Regions from separate parts of the Homo sapiens genome. Here region 1 is linked to region 2. A link is a loop called in an ENCODE intact Hi-C map of the cell type or tissue named here. Cell type or tissue: dorsolateral prefrontal cortex. All regions are shown on one strand. Each heading gives the region's core, and the rest is flanking DNA. Links, peaks and the distances in the headings are about the cores only. Region 1 overlaps PRMT8 (protein arginine methyltransferase 8). Region 2 overlaps CRACR2A (calcium release activated channel regulator 2A).

The links. Hi-C counts contacts between places; a loop is a spot of excess contacts. Peaks named below come from ENCODE experiments on the same cell type or tissue, not always from the same donor. Only the 100,000 strongest peaks of a DNase experiment are listed, where the experiment ranks them.
Region 1: a loop joins it to region 2, with 4 times the contacts of the local background. A loop is called at or near these places in 3 of 110 quality-filtered maps.

The regions. Positions count from the first base shown.
Region 1 is chr12:3,529,151-3,539,429 of GRCh38, forward strand. All of the region lies in intron 1 of PRMT8 (protein arginine methyltransferase 8), which reads left to right. Among named protein-coding and RNA genes, the nearest start is that of THCAT155, 41 kb to the left of the region's middle. In dorsolateral prefrontal cortex, for the core only: no CTCF peak of the experiment used is centred there; a DNase peak (open chromatin) is centred at 5,151; H3K27ac peaks cover 747 bases.
Region 2 is chr12:3,617,761-3,628,039 of GRCh38, forward strand. It overlaps CRACR2A (calcium release activated channel regulator 2A), which reads right to left. Exons shown (of 20, transcript NM_001144958.2): 16 at 9,865-9,946; 17 at 9,676-9,790; 18 at 1,511-1,612. Among named protein-coding and RNA genes, the nearest start is that of THCAT155, 130 kb to the left of the region's middle. In dorsolateral prefrontal cortex, for the core only: no CTCF peak of the experiment used is centred there; a DNase peak (open chromatin) is centred at 5,401; H3K27ac peaks cover 3,769 bases.

The sequences.
Region 1 (10,279 bases), core at 1,547-9,546, 88 kb before region 2:
AACTTTATCTGTCTTGCTGTCCCCAGATTCCCACCTTCAACTGAGAGAGATTACTGGGTCTGCCTGGGTTCCTGTTCTCTGTATGGTAGGCTGGATAATCCTTCTAGGCAGTAAGCTGGGGTAATCTTAGGGTTTACCTCATTTATTTGTCATCTCTCAGGGATCATGGTTTTCTATTGCCTAATGTTCAATATCTCAAAACCTATTATTTCTTATCTTTTATCTGTTTTTTTAACTCATTGTTGGGTTGCTTGGGAGTGCTTTAAAAAATCCAGTTTCTTGGAATCTGTATTGGCTAATATGAGGCCACCTTTGGAGCAGACCCGCATATTACCCAGTGGCTGACGTTATTCCCTCTCTAGCCAGAATGCCAGTATTTTCAGTGAGTGTGTACATTGGAATTTCTGGTTAAAGAAGTCAGTCACTTCTTCTAAAAATATGAGTGGAAATATAATCATTTGGAGTAGATGGGTTTGCTAGAATTAGGTGGAAGATGTCTAGAAAGAGTCTATGGAAACCAGGTGAGAATCTAGATTAAGTTGGTATGGCTATGATTTTGGCCAGCAACTTGTGATTTTCTTTCTCTCTTATAACATGATTTTGTAGTTCATTTTTCTCCACCTTCAGCTCAATGGCCAGATGATGGAGCCTGAGAATCTATGAGGAGTCAGCTCCTGGATCCTCACCAGTTATGCTCTATGGGCTGAATCAGTCAGTCAGCGTCTCTGAACCATGGCATCATTACCTGCAGAGAGGGCTTGTACTACACGGGTGCAAAGAGATGGTTGGAAAATGTCTAACAAATACACTTAGATCTGTATTTGAAGCCACTTGTAGTGTGTGGAATTATGGATGCTTAATAAATGCATTCTATGTTTGCAAGATATGTTCTTCTCCTAGAAATCTCCTTATCTCCCAGGAGATAAGACACTTCTTGGTAAAGACATTTTGAGTACCACTGAACCCTCCAAAGAGTATTGAGTATTATTGAGATTCTGATGATTATTATTCCCAATTTTGCTTTTCTTCTGCCACCTCTCTGCCCTCTCAAGGGAAGTGAATGCTCTCTGATCACATGGTGGGAAAGGGCCTCCTTCACTCGACTATAATAATAAATTTATGAAGGGCAACATTCACCCAGTTGAAGTGTAAGTGTACCATTATCACATCTTTCTTATCTAGCTTTATACTAAGTATTAAGAGGGAAACACAGACATATAAAATCTGGTTACTAGTCTGAAAGAATTTACTTCTTGTTGTAGAAGTAACACCTACAATTGTGAGATAATCTTCAGGAGACAATTTGCCAGCAAAATAAATAGGAACATAGCCCATAGTTTCAGATAAGCAGATGCCATAGGAGGTCAAAATAGGAGCAGGAGAGACCCAAGCATCAGCGGCTGGAGAAAATGACTGATTTTCAATGATGGCTACCTTCCTAAAGATATCAATCCCATAATGCCCAGAAAGCTCAGAGGACGAAGGGCAGAACCAAAGGCTTGAGAGTGCACAATGTGTAAGGGAGGGGCCAGGGCCAAGCAGCCAGCAGAACAGGGCTCTACGGGCAGCCAAAGCCACTGTGTCCTGTGCCACGAAAGGCCCAGAGAGCATCTAAAGATAGCACCCTGGCACAGAGTCATACGGCGAGAGCGGGAAGCCTGGTACTCCTGTACCACACGCTCGAATTTCCTCTGAATATTTACACGCTCAGCGTCTTCCAGTCATCACCATAGCCCCACAAAAGAGGCGGGACAGAAAATCATTGCCATTTGGAGAAGAGGAAACCGAGGATAGGGAAGGCTCAATGGCCTTTGCACAGTGACATGAACAGGGAAGGAGAGAAGCAAGTCCAGAACCCACCGGTGCTGTTTCTGGCTGTGTGCCTACGAAGCGGGTACAGGGAAAACTCCTCTGAGGACTCCAGCCTGGGGTAAAGAGAGTCATGAACATAGCATAGGTCCCACAGGGATGATTTGACCCAAATCTGGAACTAAAAGTGTAGTCTAACTCCAGGCAAGGTGAGGGTAAGAGAGGACACTGGCTGTGTGTTTCTACACATCTGCCCATAAAAGAGAGTGGAGAGGGAAGCCAGGGCTCCGTAACCCCCTTCAAGTCAAAGGAGGGGAGGAGGCTCCCTTGCCTTGGGGAGGGAAGAGGGAGGAAGAGGAGGGGAATGCATAGGGAAGTCTGCTTTTAAGCCCATTAATGAGGAAGAGCCAAGCATCCAATTAACTTGACATCTCTTGCAGCCAAAATATCTGAGGATATAAGAAGCGAATTTAATATGTGGAGGCTTGGGAGACAAGTGACTAATAGTGGAAAACAGCCCCAGTTTATTTAAAAAATAGGTCAGGCCCAACAAATCCAATAGATTCCCTCTCAGCACTTACGGATCCAGGAGACAGAGGGAGTGCTGTGTGGGTGCAATGCCATTTTGATTTGAAGCAGACATTGTTGTTGTACCACCAAGAGACAGCCAGGGCTGGCAGGAGGCGCCTGTGCACAGCATGCAGCTGCTGAGGGCGGCCTTCGCGTCAAGCGTCTCAGTGACCCTGGTCAGGACAGCGAGTCCCTACCAGTGACCGGCCCAAGGTCACGAAGCCTGAAGGTGGCGGCGCCCACACCCAATCCCAGCCCCTCTACTCTCAGAGCTAAAGTGCTCTCTGTGGCCTTGGGTGCCTCTCTTCCAGATGTCCTTGGCCCGGCTCTGGGAATCTTGGTTGGCTCTGAGATGGCAGCACCAGGCTGCCATCTGAGAGCTATGGCAGAGCTCAGGGCTTCAGCGAGGAAGAGAGAAGGCCTGAAGCTGTCCTCGGCACTGTCAGGACAGGGTTCCTAGGCACCAGCTGGAGAGCCTGTTAACATGCCCAGTGTTGGGTCTCAGTCCCACCCTGATTTCATTGGTCTGCGGTGGGCTGGAGATCCACCAGCGACGGCCGACATGGATTATAAAACAGAAACACTGTTTGAAGTCGGAGCCCAGGTTGTTTCTTTCAGAACGTTAATTTCTAGAGATGTTTATAGATCTCAGGAAAAAGTGTGTCACAGCCATAAATGTGATAGTAGTAGATGCCCTAATTCCTCTTAGAAATTTATATTATATAATATTTATATAATATATTTAATACATATACTATAATAAAATCATTTATTTTAGCATTTTAAAGGCTTAAAAGTATTGCAATTAAGAATTCTCTTTATGTAATCCCAGCGCTTTGGGAGGCCGAGGCAGGTGGATCACCTGAGGTCAGGAGTTCGAGACCAGCCTGGCCAACATGGTGAAACCCCGTCTCTACTAAAAATACAAAAAAATTAGCCTGGCATGGTGGCGGGTGCCTGTAGTCCCAGCTACTTGGGAGGCTAAGGCAGGAGACTGGCATGAACCCGGGAGGCAGAGCTTGCAGTGAGCTGAGATCACGCCACTGCACTCCAGCCTGGGCGACAGAGTAAGACTCCGTCTCAAAAAAAAAAAAAAAAAAAAAAAAAAAAAAGAGCTCTCTCTTTAGCTTATCTGCCCAAACCTACTTGCCATGGAACCTTTTTCTAGGAGTACCAATTATACAGTATACAATGTGGGAAAATGTTACTCTAGACCAGTGGTTTTCAAACTTTATGGTGTATCAGAATCACCTGCTGGGACCCGTCCCAAAATTTCTGATTCATTGGTTTCTGTCCTTCAAGGCCTGGGAATCTGCATTTCTTACCAGTCCCCAGGTGATGCTGGTGGTCTGGAGACCACACTTCAAGAACCACTGCCGTAGACCCCTCTGCAAGCCCTGGCTCAGCCGAGGGTCCTGGGAGGCCTCCCAGAGTGGGAGGGTGGAGACTGAGAGCAGTGGGCAGCAGGAGCTAAGAGAAGGGGTTTCCAGGAAACACAGCCTTGAGAAGGCTTGACTCTAAGGTAAGAAAACCCTATGTAGGGATGGGCTCTGCCAAGATCCCAGAGTTAGAGTCAGAGATTCTATAAAACAGGGGGTTCCAAATGGGGGACAGCCGACCCTCTGTGACAGGCATCAGTGGCTTGCCCCCAACATCCAGGCCTGGAAAAGGCAGATCTGGAGAGCGTCTGTGCCTACGAAGCCAAGTCTTGTGAAGGGCATGAGGCAGACGACTGAAGAATAAACCAGAGCAAGCTGGGGAGCCCGGGAGGCCACATGCAGAAGACAACACCGTCTCGCAGGACTGGCAACACCTAGATCAAGCTTGTCCAACCTGCAGCCTGCACACCGCCCAGGATGGCTTTGAATGTGGCCCAACACAAATCCACAGACTTTCTTAAAATACTATGAGATTTTGTTTGGATTTTTATTTTTTAGCTCATCAGCAATCGTTAGTGTATTTTATGGGTGGCCCAAGACCATTCTTCTTCTTCTAATGTGGCCCAGGGAAGCCTGGACAACCCTGACCCTCCTCCCCTTTGCCCCCAGACTCTGGGCTTCCAGCCCCGAGGGTAAGAAGCAGCAAGCTAGAGCTACCTACCCTAGCACAGTACACCCCTCTGAGGGGGCTGACTTCATCTGCCAGCCCCGATGATAAGACAGGGGTGCAGGAGAGTAGAGAGAGGGTGCATGTAGGGCTGTCTTGGCCAAAGGCAGGCAATAAAGCTGTACTTTTGCTTTCTTAGGTGATAGGAGAGGTCCCAATGCCCAGCAGAGCCCTTGCTTGTCTTGCTGCTGCCTGACATTTCACATAAGAATGTTCTTTTTTTCTGCAAACCTCTGGTCCCTATCTAAAGGCAGGCAGATGGTTCTGGAAGAGCTAACCCTTTGTGTAATTATGCAGAACGGGAGCCACAGCTTAGATCACAGCCTGGTGAGTAAACACAGGTTGAAGAGAGGTGTGGTGAGTGTCTAAGGGCGACACTGGGCAGAGGGGCTGGCACGAAGGTGGGCAAGGAGGGAAGAAGGTGAAGGCGGTGGGCAAAAGAGTGGGGTGAGGCCCAGGCTGGAAGCCTCCTGCCACCCCTACTCTGTCCCCTCCCACTGCGATCCTCTTTCTTCCCTCCGTGGGCCCTCCAGGCCAGGCAGGCGGCTGCTGAGGACAGACGACTCAGGTTAGAAAAAGCTCTCTTGACATTTGGAGAACAGAGCAGGATTTGGCTCCTCTAGTGGAGCCTCTTGTTCTCAGGGAAATCATTTTAAAGCTTGGGCTGGTGCCAGCAGGAGCCATTTATAGCCCAAAGGGCTTAGGTTCACTTTGGCTGCCTGGTGCAGAGAGTGCTGGCTTCCCTCTCCCCTCTGCAGGCTGCCTTCCCCCTTCAGATGTCCAGCACCTTCACTCTCCTTCCTTAAAGCTTCTTTTTCCTCTCCTCTACCACCTCTTTCCTATTCTCTTGGAGGTTCCAGTTCCAGATCCACCTCCGGACCTAGATTCCCCTAGGTGAGCCTAAACAAATTCCTTTCCTTCTGTGGGCCTCAGTCTCTCCATCTGCACCCTGACACCTATTGTCTGCTCTCTTTAAACTCTGTCACCTTGGAGAGGTGCCTGCCTGTGCCTACCTCCACTGAAGCGCTCTCCTCTGTCTAGTTATTGCCTGTTGACTCTCTTTCTGCCCTCAACACTGGGCTTCCTGCCTGGGCCAGCTGTGTTACCCTTTTCTGAGCACAGGGCCTGGCTCCTGGCAGTAGCTCAGTTAAGCTTGGTTGGGCCGAACTGAGCTAACCATGGCATCAGTTTCAAGAGCACAGGTTTTGGCATAAAACAGATACTGGTTGACATCTTGGCTGTGCTGCTTGCTATCTCTGGGCCCTGGCAAATGACTGGACTTTGTGAGCTTTAGTTTCCTCATCTGTAAATGTCAGTTACTATGAGGATTTCACGAGATGGTGTCTATCTATAAAGTGCTTGGCGCAGCGCCTGGGGCGCAGTGGGCCCTTAGTCAATGTTAGGTCTCATCACCATCATCATCCTCTGCCATCTACCTGCATTTTCAAGGGATGTGGGTTAGGTCAAACATGCTCCCCCAAATCCCCACCCCTGCTTGTGGAAATCCGACCCACCCTTCAAGGACGAGCTCACAAGCTCACATGCCCCTTCTTCAGGAAGCCAGCTTCCTCCTGTCTCCAGCTCTGCTGCGTCCATAACCTTTCATCTCTGCATTTAGTGGGCCCGAGGCCTGTTCACCCCAGTAGAGTGGGTAGACTAAGACAATCGCACTTTATTTATTAGGGAGAAAAACTGTGCTGAAGCTGCCCTGGGTAAGGCCAGTCTGGGGGCGGAACACTGTGTTGGGGGAGTCCTGATCAGCCGCTGGCGTGGTGAGTCGAAGGCAAATCACAAGTATTGACAGTGGAGGGTGATTCTCACCATATCAGGGAGGCAGACAACATCGGGAGACCTCCAGCAAGTAACAGGGCCCTGGGCCTGGGCCTTTGGACGGAGGTGGGGAAAGAGCAAGGCAGGGTGCTTTCTCTGCCCTGGGGCCCAAGAACCCAACAGGACAAGGCTGGAGGCGATGGTGCAGAAACAGGTACCAGAACCGACTCCAGGGCAGAGCAGGCAGGGCCAGACCTCCAGGGTGATGTGGGCACAGGAACCCTGGAAGGGACTGGGGGCACTGGAATGTCCAGTGGGGAGGGACTTGGGCACAGGGAGCAAATTGGAGGTGAGAAAGCTGCAGCCATGAGCAGACCAAGACGCTGATGTTGAGAGTCCAGCTGCCCATCCGAGTGTGATTCCAAATCCTTTTGCTGACTTCTCAGACTATGTATACAAGATTGGAGTTTGAAAGTCACCTTCACTCAGAGACTCTGCTTGCCTGGTGTGGCTTAGGGAGGAGTTGAGCCTTCTGACTTTACAGAGGAGACCACTGTCATCCCCCAAGACCTATCCCCTGTGCTCCTCAAGTCTCAAGAGCCTTCAGTTGTGGCTGAACAATCATGTATATCTCTTGGAGATGCATCTGGATTCCTATAAGTGTTCCAATTTGCCTGCATAGGATCCATAGAATACCCATATGTCTCTTGTTTCTTTCACAGGGCTGGCACAGTGCCTTGCTGTTGTAGAAGTTCAGCAGGTAGTTGTAGAATTTAAAAGCATCACCCCATGTAGCTGAATGTTCAGGGATCACAGGCCACGGCTGCTTCCCACCCACTCCCAGCCTTCAGGGAGAGGGTATGCCTGTCAGCCAATGGGCAGAGTGCCAGGCTGCAGACCAGGGTCTGGGCCAGTCATTTATTTGTCCCCATGACCTGTGGCTATTGAAATGAATGCCCCCAAATCCATGCATCCTTTTGCCTCCTGCATGGCACACGGCAGACACTTCATAAGCTGGCTGTTGGGGAGAGTCTCAGGGAGCCCCATGGAAAAGAGAACCTTGGAATCAGAGTTGAATGACAGCTTATGGGTGCTGGAGGCCCCTGTGACCTTGACCGTGCACAATGCCCAGGCCAGCTAGGACTTTTTCCTCTCCTTAATATATTTAAATGGAGTCAATACTGGGGTCAGCTTCATGCACACAGCCTTCTTCAGCCCTAGAGGTGAGGTGATCTGCACAGCTTCCTGAGCAGGGTCCTCCCTGGTGGCTGAGGTGTGGAGGGCCCCAGCCAGGCTGGATGGAGGTTGACTTTGTTTCGGAGCCCTTGCTTGGACACCGGAGTGCAATGCTCGGGCCACACATCCTTGGAGGAAGGGCAGCCTGGAAGTGGTGGAACAATCTGTCATGATCATATTTTTGTGTAATCAAACACTCTTCCCATAATACCTTTAATGGCCGCATAGTGTTCTATTGTGTGGCTACACCACAGTTTAATGTCTCACTTTGTGGAACATTTCAGTTGACTCCTACCTTTTGTCACTAAGGACAGCATTGTCATGAAATTCTCAACAGCTACATCATTATGATGATCCATGATTCTCTTCTTATGGTAAAGTCCACAGAACTTCAATTGCTGGGTTAACGGATTTGTGCTCTTTAACACTTCAAGTACATTTTACCAAACGGCCTTTCTAAAAGTCTTGACCTATTTTCATTCCCACTAGAAATGTGTGAAAGGACCTATCTCTCTGCAACTCTTACATATGCAGAGCTGTGGTTGTTTTGGTGGGAGAAGAGCTTATCTGGTATTTAAAAGCTGTAAGTTTTCTATTTGAATTTGAATTTACCTGATTTCTAATGAGGTTAAACATTTTTGTTGCACATCAACCTGCCATTTGTATTTCACATGTACTTGCCTCATGTGGACAGATTATCCAATCCTTTCCCCAATATTACATTGTGGGTGTTCATCTATTTTTGTATTGGCTTGTAAGAGCTCTCTACGTATTAAGGGCATTAACCTTTGTCTGCCACATATGTTAAAACGTACTTCTCGGTTTATCATTTGCCTTTTAATTTTGTTTATGATATTTATTGTCTGGAACTGCATTAATGTCTTCTTGCTAGACATCTTCTCTTATATGACTCAATGACATTTCAAACTCTGCATATCCAAATTGAAATTCATTATTTCCCCCCACCCCAACCTGCTCTGCCTGCTGACTGGCTTATTTTTGTTAATGTCACCACCATTTCCCTAGTCACCCAGGCTTGAAATGTTGAAGTCATCTTTGATTCCAGCTCCTCTCTCTTCCCCTACATTTTGTCAGTTGCCAAAGCCTGTAGAGTCTATTTCTGCACTTTCTCTGGCAGGCAGCCCCTCGGACACCCCAGTAGTTCAGGCTCTCATTATTTCTTGACTGGACTTTGAACATAGCCTCCAAAGTTCATACTTTGCCTCTCTTCCATTCCCTTCTTTTCCTTGGCCCCTCCTGTGTGCTGCTACCACATCTATCTTCCTAAAGAGGAGCCCAAACACAGAAGTCACTGCTTCCCTGGTTACAAACCGGCAATAGCTCCCCGTTGTCTTTTGTATTTAATTACGACCTCTTAGCCTGGCCATAATTTCCTTTCAACTGAATCTCTCACTGTCTCAGCCAAGCTGCTCCCAAACAAACTCACTGCTCTCCCGCCTTTTGGTTGCTCAAGCCGTCTCTTCCTCCACCTGCCAAAATCCGTTCAAAAAGCTCCCACCTCACCCCACCTCCTGCTATCCCAGGGCTTCCTGACTCTCTGCATTAAAGTGAATTCTCTTTCCTGTGAACCTCCAGAACAATTTGCTTGAACTTCTCTTGTAGAACAAACCTTATTCCAGCATCTATCAGAGACAATAAGGGTCTTAGAATCTAGAAAACAGGGTCCTGGGAGGGCACAGTTCCCACACGTCTATTTCTTCCACAGGACCTGCACGCTGCCTTGCTGTTGGAGATCTGTGCAGTAGGCAGTTGTGGAATTAAAAGCAACACCCCATGTCGCTGAATGTTCAGGGATCACAGGCCACTGCCGTTTCCCACCCACTCCCAGCCTCCGGGGAGTCTTAGCCTGTGGAGTCCCAGGAAGCACATGGAAAAGAGAGCCTTGGAACCAGAGTGGAGTGACAGCTAAGGGGTGCTGGAGGCCCCTGTGACCTTGACCATGCACAATGCCCAGACCAGCTCCGACTTTTTCCTCTCCTTCACATATTTAAATGGAGTCGATATTGGGGTCAGCTTCATGCACGGAGCCTTCTTCAGCTTTAGAGGTGATTCTGCAGCCTGCACAGGAGTGTGCACTTGACACAGTCTATTTTTAGCCTCCCAGAGACCGTGACCAACATCCCAAGCTGAGAGTGGGCACACCTGCTGCATTCTAATGAGGCAGCCCCACTCGCCTTTGCCAGCCCGCCCGGGATCTCACCGACGTGAAATCTGATGTTGCTAAACTGGGAAGTCTGCTTATTTCCCAAGGGCGGTAGCCTAGGTACACTGGGAAGATGGGACCATCCCACTGCCCCCAGCTCACTCCCCTGCAGCCCTGGACACAGAACAGTCTTGGGACTGCGCGGAGTGATTCCACGGAGGGGTTGAAATAACTTGGCTTTCTTGATCTTGCTGTGTCCTAGGATTCCCCTGTTTCTCTTGCTAGAAAGGAGACAGTAAGTCTGAGCTGACCCAGCTCACAGACAAGAAAATCGAGACATAGAACAAGGACATGATGTATGTAATAATCATAAGCACTTACTATGTGCCAGCCTGTTCTAAAGTCTTTCCATATATCAACTCCTCCAAACTTTTGGACAAATTTTTCAGGTAGGTTTTATTATGATTTGTGTTCTATAGAGGAGGAAAAGCTGAGGCACAGTGATGACAAATTATTTCCCAAGGTCACACAGCCAACAAGCGCTGGGTTTCAGAGTCAGGCACTGTGGCTCCAGGGTTTGTACTTTCAGCCAGTTCGCTATCTGCCTCCTAGTATCTATTTTTA
Region 2 (10,279 bases), core at 860-8,859:
CTGGCTTTTAGATGGCCTGTTCTTGGAGGCTGATGCCCTGAGGGGATGCAGGCCAGTTGAGTGAGGACAGTTCTGTGGCTGTAGCTCAGGAGGCTCTGCCATGCTCCCAGTGCAGCTTTCCCCATCTACACCCACAGGCCAGCTCGACCCTCTGCCCTTTTCACCCAGCCCCATGGGCTCTATTTCTCCTTGTCTGCATTTCTCTCAGATCTGCAATCTCTTGGGTCAGTCTGTCAAAGAGTAGAAGTTCCATGGGGTGGGAATAGTGGGGAGGGGAGAGAAGGACATAGGACTTAGAACTGGAAGACATGATTTGCCTTCCTGCTTTGAGTTCTGACCCCACCTCGGGTGAGCTGTGATAATACGAATGTATCACTTAACTCCCGAGTCTTAGTTTTTTTTTCACTAACAAAAAAAAAAAAGAAAAGAAAAGAGAATGGATAGAATCTTTGGGTCCAGGTATATTTTGAAATCCAGAATTTTCTGAATCTTAGAAAGGTAATACATGTATATACCATATATTATATAATACCCTCAGTGGATTTCAGACAGCACTCTATAATCAAATATATTACTATTTCTTCAGTGAAACCTTTGACTATTCACTCAAAGTGAGGTTACAACCATGAATAGCCTCGTGTCATTTCTGGTCAGATTTTTCTGCCAGATAAAATACAAAACAACCCTTTCTGTTTTCAGAGCTTTTTGGATTTCGGAATTGTGGACATGTAACTGTCTAGTGACCCTCCATGTAGATACCTGCCAGGCCCTTCCTCCTCCTTTTTCCTTGAGTCTTACCATCTGTGCTCGTTCTCCCAGGCTCTGAACTCATGAAACGCTGTTTAGGATGAGCATGCAAAGAATTACAGAATCATGGGGCTGGTAAGCACCCCAACCTCCCAGACACACAGTTCCATGAAAACAAACTCTGAGGCAGTAAAAGAAGCCAAGGAACCACATTTTGTTGCCTGATTTCCATTAAGCCCCATTGATTCCATTTTTGAGCAAGGGGCTCCATGCTTTTTAATGGTAGGTTTTCCAGTGTGTCTCCTGAGTTTATCTTGAGTTCATGACTTTGAGGCTCAATCCTGACAAAAAGGATGAACTCTCTAACACAGTGGTCTGCAGAAGAATACACTGCTTTGCAGAGAGTGAGTTTTTCATCCCTGGGGGTGATCAAGTGGAAATGCAGATTGGAGGGGGATTGAAATAAGTAAACTATTGCTATCTTAGAATGTATACTTCTGAGTTACAAGGAAGGGACTTTAGGATAATTCCCCATGCCCTAGTGGTCCCTAACCAACTCCATCTTGCAACCTGTGGCTTTCTATGCAAAGTTCTACATGCACAGGAGCTGAGCCATTCCCAGGATACCAAGACACCCATGTTTTCCAGTTGCTTCCTTCCCATGGCACTTCCAGAGAAAGTCCCCACCAAGGCTCTTGGGCACTTGCCCAACTTCCCTCGGGGTCACACTCTGTCCAGAGAGATGGAAATGCTTGCTCTTTACCGTGGCAAGCTGCTCTCCGAGGCCCCGGGGGACTTCCCGCTCCTTCTCGTTGTCAAGCTTATTACCCAGCAGAAGAACAGGCACCCGGTCTCCCACAGCTTCCTGCAGAACAGAAAATGTTTTCAACTGAGAGGGGTGTCATAGGATTGCCCAGAGGGCAGGCTAACAATGCCGGCTGGACAGATGGGACCTCGCTTGAGAATCCCCTGCTGCCATAAAAGGTGAGGCCGTAACAGAGTCATCCTGAAAGCAGAAAACAGCCGCCTTCTCCAAGAGCCTCAGTTTATCATGCTTTTGCAAGGTGCCTGAGGCCTGCCTGTGGTGTCTCCTAGTCCCTGTGTGTGCAATGACCGCTCCCCCTTCACGATGCTCCTTGGATCTTAGATGGAACAGCAGGCCCCCCAAGGTGTGCTGGATGAGGGGACAGTTGATGCCAACAGGCTGCATGCCTCCTTCCAGAGCTTACAGCACCCTGAGGGCGTGCCTAATTGGCCAGGCTTAGTCCGATGGACCAAGGCCATGAATGCCCCATGGTTTGGAGTTGTTCTGGAGGCTGCTTTGATTAGAAACTGCATCACTAGAGGCCTCCTGATTGCACATAAGCTTCTGAGGGTTGGATCCAAATCTGCCTCATGGTCTTGCGCCCACAAGGCTCCATAAATGACTGCCATGTGCCTTGCTGGAGGCTGGCACCACAGACCCCTGTCACTGGGCGCTTTGGCTCTGAAGAAAGCCCTGTGTAAGAAGGAACACTGTGGCCATAGCAGCTGCACTGCTTGGGCCAGAAGTCACAGGTTTATTCAAGGTATCACATTGTTTACTTCCCCAATGGCTGTGGCTTACCAGCCAGGGGCCTGCTTCCCGGGTCTCCACCTCCTCCCTGGTGAAAGGGGCACCGTGTGTGTCTCTCCTGAGGGCGCCCAAAGGGCCCGGGACCACCGACTGCCATTCAGTGAGTAAATGTGGTAATGTGCACATTGAAGAAGGTTGTTATTTTTACTTAAATATTTAATTAGGGGCTTTTAATCATAATTTAGTAACAAATAGTTATTCATTGTAGCTAAATGTTTTACTAAATAGAGGGACCTGTGGGATAACAGAAGCTAATAAGCAGTTACAGTTTTGCCAATACTTTAGCTGTTTTACTTGAGCATTTCAAATAAATGTCCAAAGTCCATCTTACAGATATACCAATTTTAAATTTAAATGCTATTATGTTTGAAATTAAGCCTCAATGTTTCCTTAATCTGTGCATTCGTTTTTACTGCCATTTAATAGGGGAAAAAAATTCTTATTTAACAAATGAGAAAGTTAAGGCTCAGAGAATCAAAAAGAACATTCAACACCATAAGCACTGAATTATGAGAACTCTTTAGTATATGGGTCCTCACTTCTCCAACCTTTTCCTCTAGATTCTTATTTCCAATCAAGTCTCTGCTACTTAGTATCTTATTAACTGGAACCCTCTAAAAATGGTATCTATTGGTCAGATGGTAACTTGTGTTTGCAATGATGACTCAAAGGCGCTACAAGATCTTACAGTGTCTTCTGACCCATCAAAAATAGATTAAATTCTGGACACTGCAGTTGATGTCCTAAGTGGATTGTACATATTCCAACTACTTGAAAGTGAGAAAGCCACTGATGGCATATATGGAACCCTGTGGCCCCCTATTAGCTAGAGCGTTCACTAATGGGAACACCCCCTCCTCTGACCGTGCTGTGCCACGGGATACTTGTGCGAAGAGCTTTTCACGGAAAGGGAAGAAAGGAGGAGGAAGCAGGGAAATGGGCCAAGCGGCTTGCTGTTTAGAGCACATGGGAGAGAGATATTTGTAGATTTATGTGTGAGGAATGATTAAGGCTTGTGGGATTTCTTGACATGGAAACTCTGAAAATATGAGCATCAGACTTGAAATCCCAGGGCAGAATTCTACCCCAGGTTTTGGTATTATTTGGAATGGGCACTGGCTTCTGTTTCCTCGCTTGCAGAGGGGATGATGGATACTGAATGACCCAATAGGATGGGGTAGGGAATGGGTCATAAGCCCAACATCTGGGTCCTATGCACCATAAACAGCAATGGTGCCTCTTGCGTCCTGGGAAAAGAAAGGGCAGGTTTCTTCTTTTTTTTTTTTTTTGGGAGGCCGAGGTGGGTGGATCATGAGGTCAGGAGTTCAAGACCAGCCTGGCCAAGATGGTGAAACCCTGTCTCTACTAAAAATACAAAATTTAGCCAGGTGTGGTGGTGGGCACCTGTAGTCCCAGCTACTTGGGAGGCTGAGGCAGAGAATTGCTTCAACCTGGGAGGCGGAGCTTGCAGTGAGCCAAGATTGTGCCACTGCACTCCAGCCTCAGTGACAGAGAGAGACTCTGTCAAAAAAAAAAAAAAAAAAAAAAAAAAAAAAAAACCAAAGCAATTCCTGGATATAAAAATAAAGGAGCTTAGAAGGAGCAGAAAAAAAAAATTTAAAAGCAAAGCACTCAGCAGGAGCTGCGGTTTCTGTTCTTTGTATTGTTCCTCTCTTACACAGCCACTCTGGACAACTGGCTTCCCTGCAGGGACCCTGGCCTGCCACCGATAAAGGAGAAACAGACTCATCTCCAAATATTTGGCAAAAATAAATGAGAATACCCATAAGACCAGGGAGTGTGCTAACTATCACAGTCAGTCACCATCACCCTGGCCCAAGGTCATCAGTCTCTGGCACAGGGGCAGGGAGAGGAGCTGGTATTGGGGTAGGTGTCTCATGGTCCTCTCTGACTTTGACCCCAAAAGTCTGGAACTATCTGTCTAAACTTTACACCTTTCTCATACCTAACTAGGTTTTCAGCCTGCATACCACTCAGCACAAGATGTTCAAAATTACCTCCTAGATGAAGCAACACCTCCTTCAAGCCCCTAGGGCTTTGGTGAACAGGTCTCAGGTCTACTCAAACTCTGTTGTCTTGAGACTGTGAGAGATGTTGGTAAAAATCCCATCAGCATGACAGGTTGGAGTGAAGTCATCTTAGCTCCTTCATCAGGCACACAATCTCTCTTTAGGAGATGTGGGTTCTGCCCTAGCTCTGTCACCATCTCTCCATGTGACTCATCTGAGTCTCTCCTCTTTTCTGTGTCTCTCTGTTCCAAAGCCAGGTTCTGTTCTATGACCCTCTAACAGAGAGCCTTCCCTCCACCTTCAGTTATTTCAGCTGCCTTTCTGTGAACTTGAGCTTGTTGGAAGACAGACTTGTTGAAATTCAAAAGATCACCCATCTCTGACTTTAAATAACAAGAGCTGTCAACTTGGAGCAGTGGATTGGCATTCAGCTCAGAATGTGCAGCTGCTGGGTTTGGTTGGTTGTTGCCTATGTGCATGTGTGTGTGTGTGTGTGCGTGCGTTTTAATATCTATTTGCTAGGAGGCATGAAAAAGCACTTAGCTGGGATAGTGCTGCTATTTCTCTGGAGCTAGAGCAAAAATTTTTTCAGCACATTAAAGCATGCAGTTATGCTAAGAAAAAAAATGCCTGCAAAATTATATCTTGGGGGTTTCCATATTTATCCATCCCCTGGACTATGAGTCAAAACAAGATTTATTTGTGTGGTTCATTTTAAACTGCCAGCACTTCAAGCTCAACTTGGAACGTGGAGAAAAAAAAATCAAACTGCTATTTTTTGCACCATGCTGTACATTGTCACCAATGACAAAGATCGCAGAATGAGGTTTAGCTAGCAGCCCAGGAAGGGAGAGGGAAGTGGGCCAGGACCCCTTGAGCTGAAGAACTGTTCTGCTTTGAGAGAGAAGCAAGAAGGACTGAAAAGTAAATGAACACCTGCTTTTCAGGAGCAGATTTCAGCCATGGACCACAGGACAAGAGAGAAGCAGTGCAGTGTGGCAAAGCCCTCGCTTCTAGATCGGGTGGTGCTGCTGACAAGTGTGGGCGCCTTTGGGAAAGTCACTTCCTCTTTTTGGATCATAGTTTTTCTTACTTATAAAACAAGAGGTTGCATTAGATTAATCTCCACGTTTTTTTCCAGCTCGGAAACACTGGTCTATTCGGCTTAACTCCGCCAATTCTATTTCACTTCCTCGACTCACATGCCCAGGAATCTAGTGCCATCAGAACGACAAGAGGCTCTAAACAAGAAGCTCAGCATCCCAGGACTGCAGACACTGGGGGCCAGCAATCCGGCTCTGGGGGAAATACCAGCCCATACAGGCTTGTACAGGCTGGCGTTCTAATTTCTATTTTCTCTACCCGACACAGGCCCCAGAGTCTTCTGATGTCCAGTTTGTCCCATGGCCACACGTGGGGCCTTAGAGCCTGACTAGTTTCTTTTCCAGATTGGAATGGTTAAACCAATTCTACCCAATTGAGATAAGAAATTGGGGGTGGGTTGGAAATGCCGAGTTGGCCGAAAGACTGCCTGCGGTGACTTCCTATAAGGCACTCAGGAGAATCGGCACAGAGGGCATCTGCTGGGCCTCTTCTGCAGAAGGCCTGCAGGCAAGGTAAAGTTGCCTAGACTGGGTGAAATAGCAGAACAAGGGCAAGGCCACAGTCTTCCCATCTCATCAAGCAGTGCTGGTGCTCTCTTGCACCAAAGGATTTTGGTTCCCTCTGGGCTGGAAGGACCCTCCAGAATCTCCTCATCCACACACATTCCTGCTCCGTCTTGGCCTCCCAGAGAGATAGTCAAATGCCATCATACACTGTAGAAATTTAGGGGCCAGGAGGGAGCATTTGGTCTGCTGCCTTGTTGAATGATTGGCCAAAGTTTCATGGCCAGGAAGTGATCAAGATGGGATAGTAAGAACTTCCTTTCAGGGAACTCCACTACCTCCCCCGAGCATCTGTTCCCACCCCACACAACCTCTTCCAAGAGTCTTTCCCATGCAGGCATGTACAGCAACTGAAGCCCTTTTTTCTTGTATGCTTTTCAGGTTGAGGGAGGAAGGGGGACTGTGAACAGCTGGCCACCATTCACTTACTAATAAGGCTTCAGAACCTTGAAGACTGTTATTAAAGCTCCCCCTCCACCCTCCCTTCTCCAGGCGAGGGAGTTGGTAAAGTGCTCAGAGCTCTTTGGAAAAATAAGGTGCTCCACAAATATAAGGTACTTATTATTTTCAGTTCCCCTCAGATCAAATTAGGTGTCAAGTTTTAATCTATCACCTGACACCTCTGATTGCTGGTTGCCAAGGCAGAATGACTTAGCTTTTCAAGAATCTAGAGAATAATTGCATTTATGATGCCACCGTTCCACACCTTCAACACACACTCTGCCATTTGACACAGCCTCCTGCACTTGTTTCTGAAACTCTGTGCTGCTGAACTGAACGCATTGCCTGGTCTATCATACTGAGTCCCAGAGCTCCTAGTGTGTGCTGGACATGCCGCAGATGTGTAGTAAAACCTTGGTGAGGGGTCACAGGCATCTTCGGAAATGACTTAGAGCTCTTCTACTCACAGGGTCATCCCTGGACCACCAGCATCAGCCTCACATGAGAACTTGCTAGAAACACAGAATCTCAGACCCCAGTCCCGACCTGCTGAAGCAGAGACTGCATTTTAAGAAGTTCCCCAGGAGAGTCCTATATATGTTAGGGTTCAAGGAGCGCTTGTTTAGCCGGGAACAGTGGTGGCTGAGAATCAAAATTCCCTGGGGAGCTGTTCGTTTTATTTTTTATTTGCAGGCTCTGAACCACTCTGGGAGAGAAGGCCCTGGCCCCTGGCCTCTGTTCCCTTTAAAAGCTCCACGTGTGATCCTGATGTTCACCCAGGTTTAGAATAATCAATTAGAGCTTAAATGTACCTTTGGCTAATATCTTAAAAAAAAGGAAAAACTCAAACTAGAAATCATATAGAAAAGCCCTGTTTACACATAAGCAATTCTGATTTAACTATGTATAGATTTGCCATCTCAGCCAGGCTTCCCGAGCCCACAGACACACCAAGGCTTCCGTGGGCCTCTTAGCAGCCACACGCCGCTGATGATTTCAGCCCCGTCCCACAAAGCAACGTCTCTGGAGGATGACTAAACTGATGCTTCAAGCTGTGATGATGGTCTTCTGAGATGTCTTCACCTCCACCACCAAACTGTTCCACCTCTTCTTCTAGATCCCAGGCTCTGTGCAAAACAGGAGCCTTAGAAACGACACCCCCTAATGACAGCAGAGAGCGTAGTTCCCCAAATTTGTCACCATCCATTCCCATTAATCCCAGACCACCTGGAGGCTTAGCCCTAGCACACACCAAAATTTAGATACTGGGGGACAACTAAATGTCTGTGAAAAGGACAGGTGACCCTGGAGAAGTTAGGCCTTCCCTTTCTTCACTTTTGAATGAGATGGCCATACTAGATGGGAGATTTTCAAAGGGAAACTCTTTTGTCTAACAAAATTGTAGCTGACCTCCAATATGCTGAAAAAGGCAAGGCAGCTCTGACGGAGATGGGGGATGAGGGACCTGGATCCGTGACCACTAAACCTTCCCTTGCCGCTCCCCAATCTCTGGGGAATGTCAGTCTGATTCCAGGGCTCCAAGGAAGAGAGTCTGGAAACCCCTGGATTAGGTAATCCCTAACATCCCTCCTGGTGCTTAACTTCTGCAAAGAAGATAAATCTGCTTGGTGCTGCCAACAACAACAACAAAAGTAAAAAAAAGAACAGAAGAGAAAGATCGTGTCGTAAACTCCAAAGTTTAGAAAGGAATTACTGCTGGATTCACCCATACCATTTGCTTCCATTATTAGTTTGGTGTACAGGCAATCTACTACCTACATTTCAAAACTTGCATTTTCTCATTTGTAAGTGCGTCAGGCACAGTAATTTTGAGAAATAACAGGTAGTAGGCAAATTCTTGAGAAACCCTTGAATCTGGCTTCCATTTTGTTCCTTATTTTTCTTGGTAATCAGAAGGATGCAGATTAACAAAAGACAGACGGGTGACCCAGACATGCAAAACTACAGAGAAACAGATTTGGGTGAAAGGGATCATGGATCTTAGGGCCAAAAGGGTCAAAGAAATGGACAACTCCAAGAGTCTGCCTTCATAGCAATGTGGTATCCATTCATTCATCCAGGAGTTGTTGGTCTCATGCAAAGCATCCAGGTTATAGCAACGAAGATGCAGCTTCTGTTCTTAGGCAGCACGGAGTCCAGTGGGAGACACAGGCCAGTAAATAAGCAATTTGTTGCAGCATGATAAATATGTGATGGGATATGCAAGGTTTTATGGGCTTGGAGCAGAGAGCTGAACATAAGCTTCATGAGGGCAGGAGCTTTGTCTCTTTTATTCACTGCTAGGATTCCCAGGCTCTAGAATAGTGCCTGCCGGTGTTTTGAACAAATACGTGAACAAACCATGAATCCTGCTGGTGGAAGGGGCGGGACATCCTGCTTGGCTGTTCTGTGAAGGAATCAGCCGAGGCCTGGCAAAAAGCAATTTGTAGCTTGTCCACACTGGCAGTGGCCTTGAGAAGCCTGCACTGGGGTGGTGGAAACACTAATGAAAAAAGCATGTACAAAACGACATACTGCAAGTAGGAATCATAAACATAGAGTCTCCCAGATAATTCAGAATGCAAAGATAACACAGTTGCTCTTGGGCCCTGCCAAGACTCTTGATTTTGAGGTGAGCCTGGAGCCCTCACATTCTGGATCAACCTCCCCTTGTGTGAAGAGCTGTGACAGAGGCCCCCAAACATTGCATGGTGTGGCTCCCGGGCAGGGCATAGCTGGGCCTACTGGAGCTGGAAAGACTCAGGGGATGGGGAGAGACGCTGGTGAGAATGAGGGAAGAATCTGGTTGTGACTCAAACACTGATTTCTCCAGGACCCTTCCTTGACACTCCACTGTGTCCCCTCCCCCAATCCAGTCCCACTCAATCATGGCCCAGCAATGACACAGCTACTGGCATAATCTGGATTTTCAGTGTCCCTCTCTCCATGAGGGCAGGGACTGTGTCTGTCTTGTTCACTTCTGGGTCCCCAGGAACTGGCCTGGTACTGGGAACCCAGACGAACAGAGGAACACATGCCTGCATCAGTTTGTTCCTGGAAAAGGCAAGTTCCGAATCAGATTTTGAAAATGCAGAGGCCCACGTGGGAGATGGACAGAGAAGAAAAAAGAAGCCACAGTCAAGCCTAAATGCTCCTAGGAAGGTCGCCAGCTCACCTCCACGCTGCTCAGCCACCGCCGGACCGACAGGAACGACTGCTTGTCTGTGAGATCGTACATGACGATGACACCATCTGCCTTTCTGAAGAACTGCTGGGTGATGCACCGGTACCTGCCACAGAAGGGCCACGGGTCAGGCATGCACGGCCTTCCCTCTGGAGCCCAGAACTTCGGGCAGCTCCTCACCTCTCCTGCCCAGCCGTGTCCCACAGCTGCAGGGCCACCTGAGAGTTGTCCACATTCAACGTCTTCACACGGTAATCAATGCCTGCAGGGTGAAATGGGCCTGTCAGGGCTGCCCTGGGCCAGGGGCACCTCACTTCCAAATCAGGAAACAATGCTTCCAACATCTGAAATCACATCAGGCCCAAGGTGACAACCCTCCATGTGCAGCTCGTGGGAGGCAAAATGGAGAAAAGAACAGAGCACTGGATGGGGAGGCATGGGACCTCAGCTCTGGTCCTGTCTCTGCCACTTATTAGCTGTGGAACATTGATCAAATCACTTAACCACTCTGAACTGTGGGCTCTTCACTGTAATACAAGCCATACACTCTTTCTTTCCCTCCCTCCCTCCCTCCCTCTCTCCTTCCCTCCCTCTC